Regions from separate parts of the Mus musculus genome. Here regions 1 and 2 are each linked to region 3. A link is a loop called in an ENCODE intact Hi-C map of the cell type or tissue named here. Cell type or tissue: left cerebral cortex. All regions are shown on one strand.

Region 1 (5,000 bases), 240 kb after region 3:
TCTGGTTTCCTTCATTTGAAGCTTCTCTTAAATGGGGATTCCCAAGTGTCAAGTTGGGGGGGGTGTTGTTTTGAATGGGGTATTGTACAATAATTGACTATCTTAGTCAGTGGCTGGGTAAGCAATGGTCTCCCATATAGACACTGTGTTCAGAAACAGAAGCTTGCATACCTAGATAGGTAACCACTTTGACTCCAGCCATACTCCATTTGTATCCTCAAGTATCAGCTGTGTAAATAGCCAGGTTCCCAACAGCAAGGCCCTGTCGATGCTGCTCCTGGCTCCCAGTCTACTTTCTGGTACAGTTTCTCAGGTGTAAAGCACACTGCTCACTAGAACATTCCTCAGTAATGGTACACAATAACTGTACACTTTTCTAGTCCGTGGTGGTATCTGCAGACATATATGACTGTTGAGTACTTGAAATATAGATAGTGGGAGTGTTCATATGTGTGTTTTCAAGACAGGGATTCTCTGTGTAGCCCTGGCTGTCCTGGAACTTGCTCTGTAGACCAGGCTGCCTCAAACTCAGGGATCCACCTGTCTGTACCTCCTGAATGCTGGGATTAAAAGTGTGCACCCAAACTACCTGTTGGAAATTAAAAATTTTAAATTTAAAGTCAAATAGCTGTGTATGACTCATGACAGATAAGACTAAGAGCTACCTTAATGAAGCTCAGGCAGTATGGTTAGATTCTTAGGAAGGGCACTGGGAACACCTTTCTTCTAATGGAAGCTTGCCAGACTACCTCTTCAAAAGCAAGACCTCCTTCGTTGAGGGTAAGTAAAAATGATGCCTGTTAACTTTCTGTTCCAGACTTGTCATGTGCCAACCCAAACACCTCAGCCCCATCCCTACCCCCATTAATCCGATAATGTCTATTTAACAAACCTAGGCAAGTTTCCAGCAAGAGAGGGCTTGTGTGTAGGTACGGTATGACTCCTGCTCTGGCTCTGCAGTTCAGGAGTGCAGAGATGGTATCGAAGATGCAGCTTTACAAGCCGCAGACAATTCAGGCTTTTTGATGATCCAAGTTACAAAGACCTAGAGTCCACTGCTCTGCAGGGATAGATTTTGTGCTTATTCCATGGTCTCAAGAGTTCTATTCTGTGTAATATGTCTTATATTTAAGGAAGGCATGTTCACTGACTGATTTTTGTTTGTTTGTTTGTTTGTTTGTTTGGTTGGTTACTTTGGTTTAGTGTTTTTGAGACAGAGTTTCTCTTTGTAGCTCTGACTGTCCTGGATAGCTTTGTAGAACAAAACTGGCCTTGAACTCAGAGATTCACCTACCTATGCTTCCACGTGCATTTAAGGTGTATACCACTATACCTGACTTGACTGACTGGTTATTTAATTCATAATCAAGATCAGTCTCTGGATTGAAGAGGCTCTAATCTAATGGTGGAGTAAAAAAGAGTATAACATTTTCATCTTTGCCTTGCTGCCAGCACCCAGATTTTTTAAAAATATTTTTTATTAGGTATTTTCCTCATTTACATTTCCAATGCTATCCCAAAAGTCCCCCATACCCTTCCCCCCACTCCCCTACCCATCCACTTCCACTTTTTGGCCCCACTATTCCCCTGTAGTGGGGCATATAAAGTTTGCAAGTCCAATGGGCCTCTCTTTCCAGTGATGGCCGACTAGGTCATCTTTTGATACATATGCAGCTAGAGTCAAGAGCTCCGGGGTACTGGTTAGTTCATAATGTTGTTCCACCTATAGGGTTGCAGATCCCTTTAGCTCCTTGGGTACTTTCTCTAGCTCCTCCATTGGGGGCCTGTGAACCATCCAATAGCTGACTGTGAGCATCCACTTCTGTGTTTGCTAGGCCCCAGCATAGTCTCACAAGAGACAGCTATATCTGGGTCCTTTCAGCAAAATCTTGCTAGTGTATGCAATGGTGTCAGTGTTTGGAGGCTGATTATGGGATGGATCCCTGGATATGGCAGTCTCTAGATGGTCCATCCTTTTGTCTCAGCTCCAAACTTTGTTTCTGTCACTCCTTCCATGGGTGTTTTGTTCCCCAGATTTTTTTAAAAAGAAAAGATTTATTTATTTTTTTTATAAAAGTGTGTACATTGTCACTGTCTTCAGACACACCAGAAGGGGGCATCAGATCCCATTACAGATGGTTGTGGGCCACCATGTGGTTGTTGGGAATTGAACTCAGGACCTCTGGGAGAGCAGTCAGTGCTCTTAACTGCTGAGCTATCTCTCCAACCCAGCACCCAGGTCTTTAAAGAACCCTCGATGCCTCAGGAAAAAACTTTCTGCTGGGATGTCTCCATGGAAGTAGAATCTTTGTTTCTGGAGGTTCTGTGACTCCTGTCATTCCTCACCTGATGTAGTCCCACTTCTGACATTGTCATTAGGTTATTTGTGTTGTTTGTTACACTACAGTAGAGTTTGACTCCAGGTAGAGGATACAGTAATAGGACATGAGTTTTGATTCTCGGAAAATGTTTAATGTATTAATACAAAACCCACAACAATTAAGACAAGGAATAAGGCTGTGTTGCTCATTAATAATTCTTGCCTAGAAGAGAAACACAGCTGGAAATTTCACTCCCTGCTGCGGGCTGTTTGAGTAGTAGGGGGAGAGCCAGGATAGGTCATGACAAAACACAAGGATCTGGCCTGTGCTGAGAGGGGCTCTCAGCACTGCAGTCATTTCTAGGGCATGTCATCCCCTCTTAGGTGGTTCAGAAGTGGCCACAGTGCTGTAGTGTCCATCTACTACCATGATGAGGTAGATCACAACTGATTTGGTGACTGTGTCTAGTACTCAAGAATCCAGAGAACACGTTAGACCACTCTCTTGTTTCTTCTGTTTTATCATTGAATTTACCATCTTCGTTCAACTTGAGTTCTATATGGATGTTGTACCTCAGCTTTATAGAGATTGTTAAGAAACACTTAGCAAAGTCAACCTTGCCTTTAAGCAAGCTTAGAGGGTAATGAAAGTAGCATTCTCTCCGAGGGTTGGTATGGAGGTGATAATCGTTTCTGGAAGCCATTTTGTTGACTGGACTACTTTGTGAGTCTTTTCTAGCTCATGTGGGAATTTTGACTAGGCCATGTGAACTGCAAGGTAGTTCTAGGTCCTAGAAAAAGAAAATCAGGTGATTGTTACTGGGTGACATGTGGGGACCAGGCACCTGCCAGAATCCTCAGGTGGGGATTTCCCTGGAATTCTCTGTACTCTCTGTCCTTACCTCATCACCAGGGTGGTTGATACCATAGAGAATCTCCCTGTAGCCCCTAGCTTGTGAGTCTTCTGCCTATGTCCTGACTTATGCTAAAAATGAAATTACAGTTCCTGATGATTCGACGATTTGTATGAGAATAGAAAAGAGGAATTGTCTGTTAATGTGCTGAAATACACAGTACAATAGTAACTGTCAAAGTTAATTTCCAACAGAGTGTTCAGCTAACTCCACAGGACCAATGCAGAACCTCTTTAAAAACTACCTGAGCGGGCGGTGGTGGTGCACGCCTTTAATCCCAGCACTCGGGAGGCAGAGGCAGGCGGATTTCTGAGTTCTGCTGAAAGTACAGATGTGGGCACATTCTGTAAGACTTTTTTAGGAGATTTCATCTCCAGAAGTAATAATACTCACATTGTTTTATTTGTGACTTTTTTTTTCTCTCAGAAAAAGCATTTTCTAACTTTAGGAAACATTTTATTAATGGACTGTCACAACTGGTCATACTGTTTTGTCTCTGAGGACAAGCAAATGTGTCTTTCTGATGGTGTCTTTTGCAACAGTCCCTATAACTGGTGGTTTTGTAAACCTTGTGGCATTATGGTGGCCAAGCTTCACAGGGCCATGTTTGACTGGGCCTAGAGACTGGTGGTACAGAGCTGCTGGAGCTCAGGTGAGCAGAGAGTGCTTCCATGAGTTCCAGTTGTCTGTCTCCTGCTGTTAATCTCACTGGCAGATTGGAGCTGCAGGAGTCTTGGTCATGCTATGTGCTGGTAGGTTTTAAATTAATGCATTTTATTTACTGCTATGCTTGTTTCATGCTGGAGGAGGGGCCTAGAAGTTAGTGACAACTGGTGAGTTCTTGGGCCTTGATCTAAGAAAGCTGATAGTCTACCCTGTAGATGAGATGATCTGAGACTCCAGAGGCAGATAATACTAGTGAGTCAAATTCTACCACTATCTCAGCTGATTTGTTTAGGATCCTGAGGGTCTGAGAAGTTTTCATTTATGTGTTCCTCGGCTTCTTATATACAATTACACTTAAAATCTGTGGCTATATAGGCTGCTAATCTGGATTTCATTTAAACTGGTTAAATAGTAAACTTACTAAGGTAAGTGCCTGAGAGCTCTCTGAGAATGTGTGATCAATATTTATTAACATTCTGCCACCATGTCCTGCGTTGGTAACCTGGCTGTCGGTCTGTCAGAGTTGTGATGTACAAAGTGAACTCATTAATTAGATTTATCTGCCCTGCTCCACACACTACCACCTTTGTGCAGTAAAGCTGGACTTCTTGGAGGCACACATATTCTTGCTGCCATCAGGAATGCTGTCACCATGTTAAAAGTTGGAATATATCATTTTTTTTCCTCCAGGGATTAAAATCACCCTCATGGGACTTGGTTTTCCCTCTGAAGTATTCAGTGTGAATTGTGTAATTTAGTATCTTGTGTCTTTGGAGGCTGTGGGATGTAAGTGACAGCAGAAATTCCAGGCTTACCTTTCTAACTTGAATACTGAGCTATCTCTACAGAGGGGGAAAGGGTACTGACTTTTCAGGTGGATTTTATTTTATTTTATTTTATTTATTTTTTTTGGGGGGGGGGTTTGAGACAGGGTTTCTCTGTATAGCCCTGGCTGTCCTGGAACTCACTTTGTAGACCAGGCTGGCCTCGAACTCAGAAATCCACCTGCCTCTGCCTCCCGAGTGCTGGGATTAAAGGCGTGCACCACCATCGCCCGGCTCAGGTAGTTTTTAAAGAGGTTCTGCATTGGTCCTGTGGAG
Region 2 (5,000 bases), 61 kb before region 3:
TGTAGTTCTGTTTCAGACGGGGTCTCTTGCAGCATGAGCTGGCTTCCTACTCACTGTGTAGGTGAGGCTGGCCTTGCACTCATGATCCTCTGCCTTTACCTCTGGAATTCTGGGATTGCATGCCTGTGCCACCACACGGCTTTAATCCCAGCACTCAGAAGCAGAGGCAAGTTTGGATCTCTGAGTTTGAGGCCAGCCTGGTGGTCTACAGAGCGAGTTCCAGGACAGTGAGGGCTAACCAGAGAAACCAGAAAAAGCTCAAAAAAATTTTTTTTAAAGGTTTATTTACTTGTTGTATTGGAGATAGAGCCCAGGGCATTTCCAAAAGAGGCCAGCTCTCTACATCTCAGACTTACATATTATGTAAATGACAGGAGACATGATTTGCTAAGTTTGAGATGATTCGCCCCACTCCACCCCCTTTTTTTCTTTATTTCTTGGTCTCCTAATGTAGTAGCCCTGGCTATCCTGGAAGTCATTGTGTAGTCAAGGCTGGCTTCGAACTCCTAGATATCTACCCCACATACATGGACACAACACATCCCATGAGTTCTGGGATTTCAGCTATGAATCACGGTGCCTGATGGGATTTTTTATTATTATTATTATTATTATTATTATTATTATTATTATGGTGTAGTTCAGTGGCAGAGTGCTGGCCTAATATTATGAAGCCCTGGGTTCAGTCCCCAGGACCACATAAATCAGATTTTGAGGACAGGAAGATCAGAAGTTCAAGACTGGGGCTGGAGAGATGGCTCTGCAGTTAAGGGCACTGGCTATTCTCCCAGAGATCCTAAGTTCAATTCTCAGCAACCACATGGTGGCTCACAACCATGTGTAATAGGATCTGATGCCCTTTTCTGGCATGTAGGTGTACATGCAGATAGAGCACTACTATACATAAAATACGTAAATCTTTTTTTAAAAATTGATGGTATGTCACTTGTTGCCAAAAAAGAAGATGAAGAAAAGTAGTGGTGGTGTTGGTGGTGGTGGTGGTCCAGGGCCCATTTTGGGTACAGACTGAATTCAGTGCCAGCCTGGGCAGCAGGTTGGAGGGAAGGGCTGAGCCGTCTACTTGGTACCTATCAAGGGCTGAGCACGTCTGTGTAATGAGCAGACCTGAGAAACCCCCTCCTACTCTTAGTGATACTGCAGTGATTAACGGCTGTGTGGGTGGTGAGGCCAAATTACTTGTCACATGAGAGTTCTTACCTTGGGGACACCTGCCTCCATGCTGTCGTGGGACCTGGTCACTGTTAGGGCACCTGGGCGCCCTGGGCATCGTAGGTTTGGACTCTGAGTCCTTTGGTTGTTACGGGTGCCGGGATGCTCTAAGGAGCTTATGTGTTCATACCTTGCCTCCCTCTGACCCTGGTAGGAGAGCCTGTCTCGGTGCCTCTCCTGTTGCGGCACCATCAAGACAGTGGAGCTGCAGGAGAAGCCCGACCTTGCCGAGAGCCCCACGGAGCCAAAGTCACAGTTTTTCCATCCCAAGCCGGTGCCGGTAGGCTGCCCAGTAACACCAGGTTCCACTGGAGTCAGGGGAAGGGGCTGGGGCCTGGGTGGGCTCAGCAGTAGGCTTTCAGAGAGACCATTCCCTATAGCAGTCTCTGTAATGTGTGATTTAGGAGGTTGTAAGAGTGATGGCTTCTGATTCTCTCAGACGTGCCACATTCTTTGTCTTCCTCTTTCCCTCTCTGCCCTGCTGTCTCCCAGAGCCCACTTCCCACTTCAGCGGGGTCCTCCTTGGGACAAGTGTCCTGGCTCTAGGAGCCTTCTTCCTGTTCCCCTCTCTCCCCAGGTGCTCCACCTGTACGTGACATACAAGGGAGTCTGACCCTGAGTTTGTGCCTTGTCTGTTTATGACCTGCCCTAGCTTGGGGTGAGCCTGCTTTCCACTGAGTCCTCAAGAGTGCCGCCTCTGGGGAAGAGCTAGGACAGGTGTCCCAGGAACAGTTGACTAGCTAGGAGCATGGCTGTCCCTCCCTCTCACTCTGGGATGATAGGTGACCGCCTACATCCCCTGGTCCCAGGCAGGTGTGGGGACCTTGTGTCACAAGTGGGAAGGCTCTATACAGTCTCTCTCCCTCCAGGGCTTTCAGGTAGCTTATGTGGTGTTCCAGAAGCCAAGTGGAGTGTCGGCCGCCTTGAACCTGAAGGGCCCATTGCTGGTTTCTACAGAGAGCCACCTTGTGAAGAGCGGAATTCACAGTCAGTACTGCTGGCTCTGTCCAGTGCTTCTTCCCCAGGCCTTGGGTTGGTCCAGACACTTTCTGGGGGCAGCATCTATGAATGCCACAAGCTGTGCCCCCCTCTTCCTAAAGGCCTGGGCTGGCAGGGGCTATTTCTGAGACACATCAGAATAGCCTGAGCCATCAGCACCAGGCAAGGAGGCATTAGCCCAGCGTGCTGCTGCCACTAGGATCTGCCTAGCACATGAACCTGGGCCCTAAATCCCAGGACATTAGGGGTCTCTGCAAGGGGATCCCAGCTTGCTGGCCGTATCTGAGTGGAGCTTGAATGCCCCCTCTTAGCAGTCACTTCCTAGAAAATGTTCTACCATCGCTGTAGCTTGGGTTTTGAATGAGTGTGTGCTGAGCGTCTGGCCGGCAGAGAAGGACGGGGCAGGCAGACATCATCAGGTCGATGCTCACGGCGCCCAGCAGAGGTGAGAGCAGGCCAAGATAACAGCATCAAGTGAGGGCTGAGGCTGCTAGACAGAACGCTGGGGAGGTTAATAAGACAGCCTGTAGGAGCGACTGGCTGATCCCTCCATCCATGAGCTGCACCTGACTTTCATACCACGGCATAAAAAGCAGTGCCATCTGCTGGAAGCTGTTAGTCTGCTTGCTGTTTTCCCCGCTCCCTGGCACAGAGCCAGGGAGCCAGGCTGGTTTGGCACAGGAGGGTTTTGAGGAGACAGGGGTGGGGCTCTCACTTTTTTTTTTTTTTTTTTTTATTTTAAAGAGTTTATTTTGTGTGAGTGTTTGGCCTTCCATGCTTGTATGAGCACCATGTGTCTGGTGTCCAGGGAAGTCAGAAAGGGAGCTCCCCTGAACGGAAGCTGTAGGTGATTGTGAGCCACCATGCTGAAGCCTGGAACTAAAACCTAGGTCCTTTGCAACTGCAACAAGGGCCATGTCAGCTGAGCAACAGGCTTAAACAGCACACGATGCTCTCCCAGCATAGCCTTCATTATGCCCTGTCCCCCTCTCCCTCAGAGTGGATCAGCGACTATGAAGACTCCGTGCTGGACCCTGAGGCCCTGAGAATGGAAGTAGACGCATTCATGGAGGCCTATGACAAGAAGATAGCTGAGGTGGGGCTTCAGCAGGACTCCCGGGTGTCCCTTGTGCTCTGTATCGTAGTGTGTTGCCTGTGAGGGAACAGTGGTGCCGCCACCATGAGGAGCGCAGGCTCCCAGTTTTGCTTGCTGAAACCTGAGCTACCTGGCTGGGTGGTGTGGACTCTATAATGGTCTATAGGTGAAGAAAGCATCCTTGATATGACTGCTTTCCAGCTCTAGCTGTGGGGGCCGTTCTGGCCAGCAGACACTGTGTGCCCAAAGGAGGCGGCAGTGGGCCTCTAGCCAGTCAGGGACATCCTCCTGCTGCAGAGCCCTGCCCATCAACAGCGTCTTCCATGCAGGAGGAGGCTAAGGCCAAGGAAGAGGAGGGAGTACCTGACGAGGAGGGCTGGGTGAAGGTCACCCGCCGGGGCCGCAGGCCTGTGCTCCCTCGGACGGAAGCGGCCAGCCTGCGTGTTCTCGAGAAGGAGAAACGGAAGCGTGCCCGCAAGGAGCTGCTCAACTTCTATGCCTGGCAGCACCGAGAGACCAAGATGGAGCGTAAGACGCACTTGAGGGCACCCCCACATCCGGGGGCAGGGAGCAGGGTGTCCCCAGCCACATCCTCCATGAATTCAGGGTCAGAGTCCCTGTCCTCGTGCTCCCCAGAGTGCTGAGGGACCCGAGGCTGCTTGCACACCGGTGCCACAAGGGAGGACAGTCTCCGTGCTGCCGACAGCATCCTGCTCTCAGGACATTCTCCCTGTTGGTCTGATGCTCTAAGCGTGGGCTGCACTCAGCAGCTGCCTGCAGACCCAGCCTTGGTCCGCTGTCCTCCCTCCTTAGAGCTCTAGATGCCACCTCTTGAGTCACTTGGTTAGTCCACCGAATTCTAGAGCCCCCTACTCAAAGGCCACGGCTAGGGAAAGGTGCCCCTGGGCCTGCTTCTCTTGGCGTCTCATCGCCCACCTCAGCCTAGCCCTCTGGGGTGGCTGTAATGTCCAGTTCTGTTTCCGTGCAAGATCCTGACTTTGACCCGGGGTGCAGCAGGACTAGGGGACGTCGAGGGGGGCCCTTTAGTGGGACAGCTGGCATCTCCTACATACGTGTGACCCACTGTGTGTTCCCTCACCCCCAGACCTGGCACAGCTGCGAAAGAAGTTTGAGGAGGACAAGCAGAGGATCGAACTGATGCGGGCCCAGCGTAAATTCCGACCCTACTGAGCTGTTCTGACAAGCAGATACCAGGCCAGGAAGTAGCTGTTCCCACACTTCCATCTCTGCACCGACGCAAGGCTGCCTTGGAGGAGGATTTGGCCTTCACAGAGCTGCCTCTGCCCTCTCCTGCCTAGAAAGACACTCCCAGGATACCTGGCTCACCATCTGGCAAGCGTGCCCTCCATGCAGCCCCTCCTGACAACAGCCACTTGGAACTCAGTGAAGATGGGAGATTTTATTTCCACCACTGGTGGCAAGGCCACAGAAGCCTCAGAGCCCAGAGGGTCGGCTCCAGCCCTGCTTCCTTAGCATCACCAAAGCTCACCAAACACCCCAGGCCCTTTGTCAGAGTCACAGATAAGGCCAGAATCTTCTTTTCCCTGCCCCTACCTCTGCTGAAGGAGTCTCTGCTGCCTCTCTTGGTCTGCAAGACTCCCGCCCACTCCACCTGTTTTGTGGGACGAGAGTGCTCGAGATCCAGTGGAAGCTA
Region 3 (5,000 bases):
GCCCAGCATTTTATTAAAAAAAAAAAACGTTAATATTTCTCCTTCCAGCATGAGCAAACTTGGGTGCTGAGGCTCGGCAGTAGGTAGGTATCCTCACCTGCCAAGCCATCTTACCTACTGTGTGTTATTTTCCTGGACATGTGAATCTTTTTTCTGGTTTTTAGTCACTGTAAATAGCCCTCCTTTATGTCCTTTCGGTCTGCTGTCCTGGCATCTCACAGTTCTGAGTCTGTAGCCTTTATTTGGGTCTATTGATGGCTAAGATGACCGCTGAATCGGGACTTCATATTCTAAAGCACATGGTTGGGGCAGCTCTGTTTCCCCTGTGGGCATTTCCTGCTGCTGCGAGCTGACCGCGTTCCTCAGAGCCTGGTACATCTGCTGAACCAGGTGGTCCAGGGTTATCACCGGCCTGATAGCTTTTTCTTCTCTTGGCTTATAATCCCAGAACATACACGGAGCACACATTTGGACCCTACGTGCCCCCACAAAGCACGAGACTAAGGTTTGGATTCGGGGATTTAAAAAACAACAACAACAACAAAAAACCAACTCCTCACTGCTCTCTGCCTGTGCCATGATAAGCAAGCTTCCTCGTTATCTTTCTAAGCCAGGGGGGAGATCTTTTTTTTCTAGCTTACTCTTTGCTGAGAGATTGGCTCTCACAGGAGTCTAGCTTTGCACTGAAGCATACGTTCCGCTCTTCCCCTCCTGTCAGCCCAAGATCTTATTTCCAGTGTCAACACAGATTCTGGAACCAAGGCCCTGAGTAACTAGCTGCTCTGATTCCCTCCTCCCTCTCTTCCATCCTTCCCCAAGGCACTGCCGGGCCTGTATCATGTGATCACACTTCTGATTTCCCCTTCTTTGTTTCTGGTCCCTTGGGATTCTGCTTTTTTTGTTTTTTTGGTTTTTTTTTGTTTTTTGGTTTTTTTTTGTTTTGTTTTTTGTTTTTCTTGCTGGCTAACTCGGCCATGCACTGACAGGTTATTTGTTATTTGTTGGTTTCTATTTTATCCAGCTATTTTTCTTTTCCTTTTACCTAGTACTTCCGTGTCATTGTGCAGTGAGTGTAGTCAAAGAATTTTGTCTACATCCCTTTTACTATGAAAGTTGGTTTCACTGGTTTTGGGTTTCTTTTCCTGATTGCAATAAAAAACAAAACAAAACAAAAACAAACAAACAAACAAACAAAAAACCCTGATGGTTTGGAGATCTGTTTAGTGGATAAGCACTGGCCGCTCTTTCAGTTTGGTTCCCAGCACCTACACGGCAGCTCATAGCATCTGTGACTGCAGTTCCAGGACATCTGACACCCCTTCTTGCCTCCTTGGGCACCATACGCACATGTTGAGCAGACAGACATAGAGACAAAACACCCATAGACATAAAATAAAAATAGATTGATGTGATTATAGCAGCATCACGCCTGTGACACCAGATGCCTGTGTCTCCAAGGCTACCGCAGGGGTTCACTCAGCTCCCCAACCCTTTTCTTTAACTAAGGGGTCTTGAACTTGAATGGACCTCCTGCAATACACAGAGGCAAACCTGCTCCAGACCCTGGGTTCCCCGCCCCCCCCATCCCCATCACACTGTCAGTCTGATTGATGCCCCCCCACCCCCCACCCCCGCTTGGCATAGCCAGAGGTGCGGAAGTCAGTTTTGCTGTAGTAACCTGAGGGCCAGTGCTCTGGGCTGCTCCCCTTTTGTAGAAACTTCAGAATCCTGCATTTTTCTGTGATGTGGCCTCGCTGTCGATTTTTCTTTACAAAGAGGCAACAAAATCTATCACACTGATTTGTATGACTGTCACTAAAAAAGCCAGCCAGCAAAAATGGCTTGAGCGGACCTAGCCCCGGTCTTTTATTTTTGGCAAGGAAGAATAGAAGAGATGAGTAAATGCTCCCCCTGTTGCCACACAAATCTTTGGTCCTGTTCACCCTCCCTGCTGTGCTACATCTCCTGTCCTTGGCTCACTCCCCCTCACTCTCCAGCCTCGCTGGGCTCTGCTGACAAACTGACAAGAGACATTGTTGCCATTTCATCATGCCCCGTCCTTATCAAAGCTGTTCTCAGAAAACTTCCCTGTAGAATGTTCTGGAGTTGGCTGTGGGCACACAGCTTTGTAAATGTACTTAAAAAAAAATTAAATTGTATACTTTAAGTAGTCACGTTTTACAGTTAAATCTTCATAAGGCTATTCCCGGCTCCCTCTTCCTTTCCTTTATGAGAAGGGGAGTCACACTGGTCTCAGACTTGTCACTCAGTCTCAGTCTCCAAAATGATGGGATTACAGGTATTGCTGCCCCCTGGTTTGTTCACTTAATTAAAAAAAATTATGTGTATGGGTATTTTGCCTGCATGTATGTTTATGCGTTACATGCATGCAGTGCTAACAGAGGCCAGAAGAGGGCGTCAGAGCCCCTGAAATGGGAGTTACAGGTGGCTGGGAGCCATGTGGGTGCCGGGAATCAAACGGTCTTCTGTTAAGAACACCCCGCATTCTTAACCCCGGCGCCATCTCTCCAGCCCACCAGTTTACTTTTTAAGTACAAGAGAATTGTAGGGCAACAACCCTGTGCTGGGCTGTCATATCAAACGTCTCCAGTTCACTGCCCTGTTTTGCGGCATCTATGACTTGCACCGCCTTTCCTAACTGGGACATCCCTACTGCAGCCTCCTGCCAGCTAGTTCCTGGCTGTTCTCAAGGCTGAGTTTCTAACTTTGTCTTTACTGGCTATTTACCTCTGTCGCTGCTACAGTCACAGCTGTACTGACCCATCAGTTTGTCAGGTGTCTCTGGCTCTATCTCTGCAGCAACCGGGGCTGGCTTGGTGCCTAGCCCCTCCACATTTGACTTTACCCATCCCCCTATTGATTCTTGGGCCCTCTATAGCCAATGAGAATATATATAGTCCACACTAGGCTCATGGAGACTTCAGAAGTATGGTTATAGCTCCGCCCTCCCCGCCCCCCATTTAGCTTTTTCTTAACCTCTGAATTAACAATTAGCAATTTAGCAAGAACCACCTTCCTTGTCTTTCCAGAATGCTGCTTCTACCTTTGGGGGGTGGGGAGGGGTGAATAGACAAGGGGACTACATGTTCTCACAGAATGAGAGAGGAAAAGGCCAATTAACATTCAGCTAAGAGAGAGCATGATTTCTCCTATCAGCAATAAAAACTGACAGCTCTATCAGAAAATGAGCCGGGGGAGCCACAAAGCCTGGCAAGGCAGGGCGCCTGCAGCCCCAGCAGGAGTGATGAAGATGGCTGAGGGCAGGAACCGCTGCTGGGAGTCAGGGAACCACCAAAGGAAGCGCCTGGGGAGCCCAGCGGCTGCCACTCGGCTCCCGCTTTTGATCCCGCCCCAGGCAAGAAGAGCAGTGCTGCGCAGGCTTTATCCCTGTGACTCGGAGCTGCCACTCTCCCGCCGGCCTCTCCCCACGCACTCGTTTCCCCCTAACCTTATCATAAAAGGAGGCCACGTGGTGTCTATTTATGGCAGCGCGGTGGTCCGGGGAGAGGAGGCTCGCGGTGTGCCAATTCTGAGAGCTGGTGGAATTGCTCCGGTCCTTCGGAGCTTGCCATGCGGTGAAAGAATAAACGATGTGGGGGCAGGGCCGTGACTCCCACTGCACCTCCAGCTGACATCCAAGTCCCTTCCTCAGAGCCTCCGGGGTGATTTGTGTTATCAATCAGAGCTGCTGAACAGATCGGGCCTCCTAGAGCCCTAGAGCAAGAACCGAGCCGTGAGATGAGAGGAGGGTGGGTATGGGGGGGGGGGCACCCTCATTTGGCTTGAAAGAGAAGATCGGTCCCTTTACAAAACTACATTTCTACTTGATGCTTAAGTAGAATGGCTTTTAAAAACGGAAAGAGAGGACGCCAGCGAGAGAGGGAAGCTGCAGTGGTCTAGGGGCTGGCGAGATGGCTCAATGGACAAAGGGTCTTGCGGCCCATGCCGAGCTAGAGGACCTAAATATGAGCCCACCCTCATGACAGGAGGAGAGAATTGATTCCTGAAAGTATTTTGTCCTTCACAGGATCTCACCCTCCCTCCCTTCTCTTTCTCCATCCTTCGCCCCCTCCCTTCCCAGCCCCCCTCCTTTCTCCTGTTCCCCTCCCCCTCCCCCTCCCTCCCACCACCACCACCAAAAAAAAAAAAGTAGTGTAGAGTATATTGCTTGCTTTCATCTTCAGCACAGCAGGGGCAGTTTGGGGCTGCTTGTGCATACTTCTGTATATATGACAATGAAACAGAGGCAGAGGCAGAGGCAGAAATGCCCAGGCATCCTCGGGGCTATCCTGGGCCTATCCTGGACCCCGTTCTTCTGAGAGGTCTTTAGCATCCTGATCAGGCTCAGCAGCACAGATGACAGCTGTGGTGTTCTGGTTAGCTCTCTGTGTGCGTTTATTGAGACAAATGCTCCTCCTGTAGTCTGGGGTGACCTTGAACTCACTGTGTGGCTGAGGATGGCCTGGATGGAGCCTCTCATCTTTTGCCACCTCCCGGGTCCAGCCTGCATGCTTTTGAACTTGAATTTTAATCCAGTCTCACATCTAAAACGATTTCCCTTCTTTTGGGTCTCAGTACAGTAGACATAGAAAGGCGGCAAAGTCGGGGCCTTTCATACTCAAGAACTGGTTCCAGATGAAACCCACAGTAAGTTCAGATCTGCGTGTGGATGCTACGTCCTTGATTTAGGCAGACACATTAGGAGACAGCAATTGGAGCTGGTAGGATGGCTCAGTGGGTAAAGGCACTTGCCACCAAGCCTGACAACTTATGTGCACATAACCACTTGCAGACATACATTACTGCATACAATGAAAATAATAAAAATATTTTTTTAAAAAGTTCAAATTTATCTTTGGGTGTATAGTAAGCGGGAGCTAGTCTGGGCTACATGAGACTCTGTCTCAAAATAAAATAAAAAGACAGACAACACAGACGCATACAGACATATTCGTGCACACACACAGAGAAAGAGACAG

Evidence for each region. A loop is a pair of places that touch in the nucleus more often than their neighbours do. Peaks named below come from ENCODE experiments on the same cell type or tissue, not always from the same donor. Only the 100,000 strongest peaks of a DNase experiment are listed, where the experiment ranks them.
Region 1: a loop joins it to region 3, with 3 times the contacts of the local background. A loop is called at or near these places in 8 of 42 quality-filtered maps.
Region 2: a loop joins it to region 3, with 2.1 times the contacts of the local background. A loop is called at or near these places in 2 of 42 quality-filtered maps.

What each region holds. Positions count from the first base shown.
Region 1 is chr15:82,816,790-82,821,789 of GRCm38, reverse strand. All of the region lies in intron 3 of Tcf20 (transcription factor 20), which reads left to right. Among named protein-coding and RNA genes, the nearest start is that of Cyp2d26, 25 kb to the right of the region's middle. In left cerebral cortex, a CTCF peak has its summit at 2,127 (motif pointing right); no DNase peak of the experiment used is centred here.
Region 2 is chr15:83,116,402-83,121,401 of GRCm38, reverse strand. Serhl (serine hydrolase-like) reads right to left here. Exons shown (of 12, transcript NM_023475.3): 12 at 4,731-5,000. Rrp7a (ribosomal RNA processing 7 homolog A (S. cerevisiae)) reads left to right here. Exons shown (of 7, transcript NM_029101.4): 3 at 1,385-1,510; 4 at 2,100-2,217; 5 at 3,228-3,325; 6 at 3,655-3,853; 7 at 4,431-5,000. The coding sequence ends at 4,516. Among named protein-coding and RNA genes, the nearest start is that of Rrp7a, 3.9 kb to the left of the region's middle. In left cerebral cortex, a CTCF peak has its summit at 2,835 (motif pointing left); a DNase peak (open chromatin) is centred at 2,812; H3K4me3 peaks cover 277 bases.
Region 3 is chr15:83,055,160-83,060,159 of GRCm38, reverse strand. No RefSeq gene overlaps it. Among named protein-coding and RNA genes, the nearest start is that of Nfam1, 24 kb to the right of the region's middle. In left cerebral cortex, a CTCF peak has its summit at 2,410 (motif pointing right); DNase peaks (open chromatin) are centred at 1,982, 2,576, 3,459 and 4,324; H3K4me3 peaks cover 1,257 bases; H3K27ac peaks cover 1,394 bases.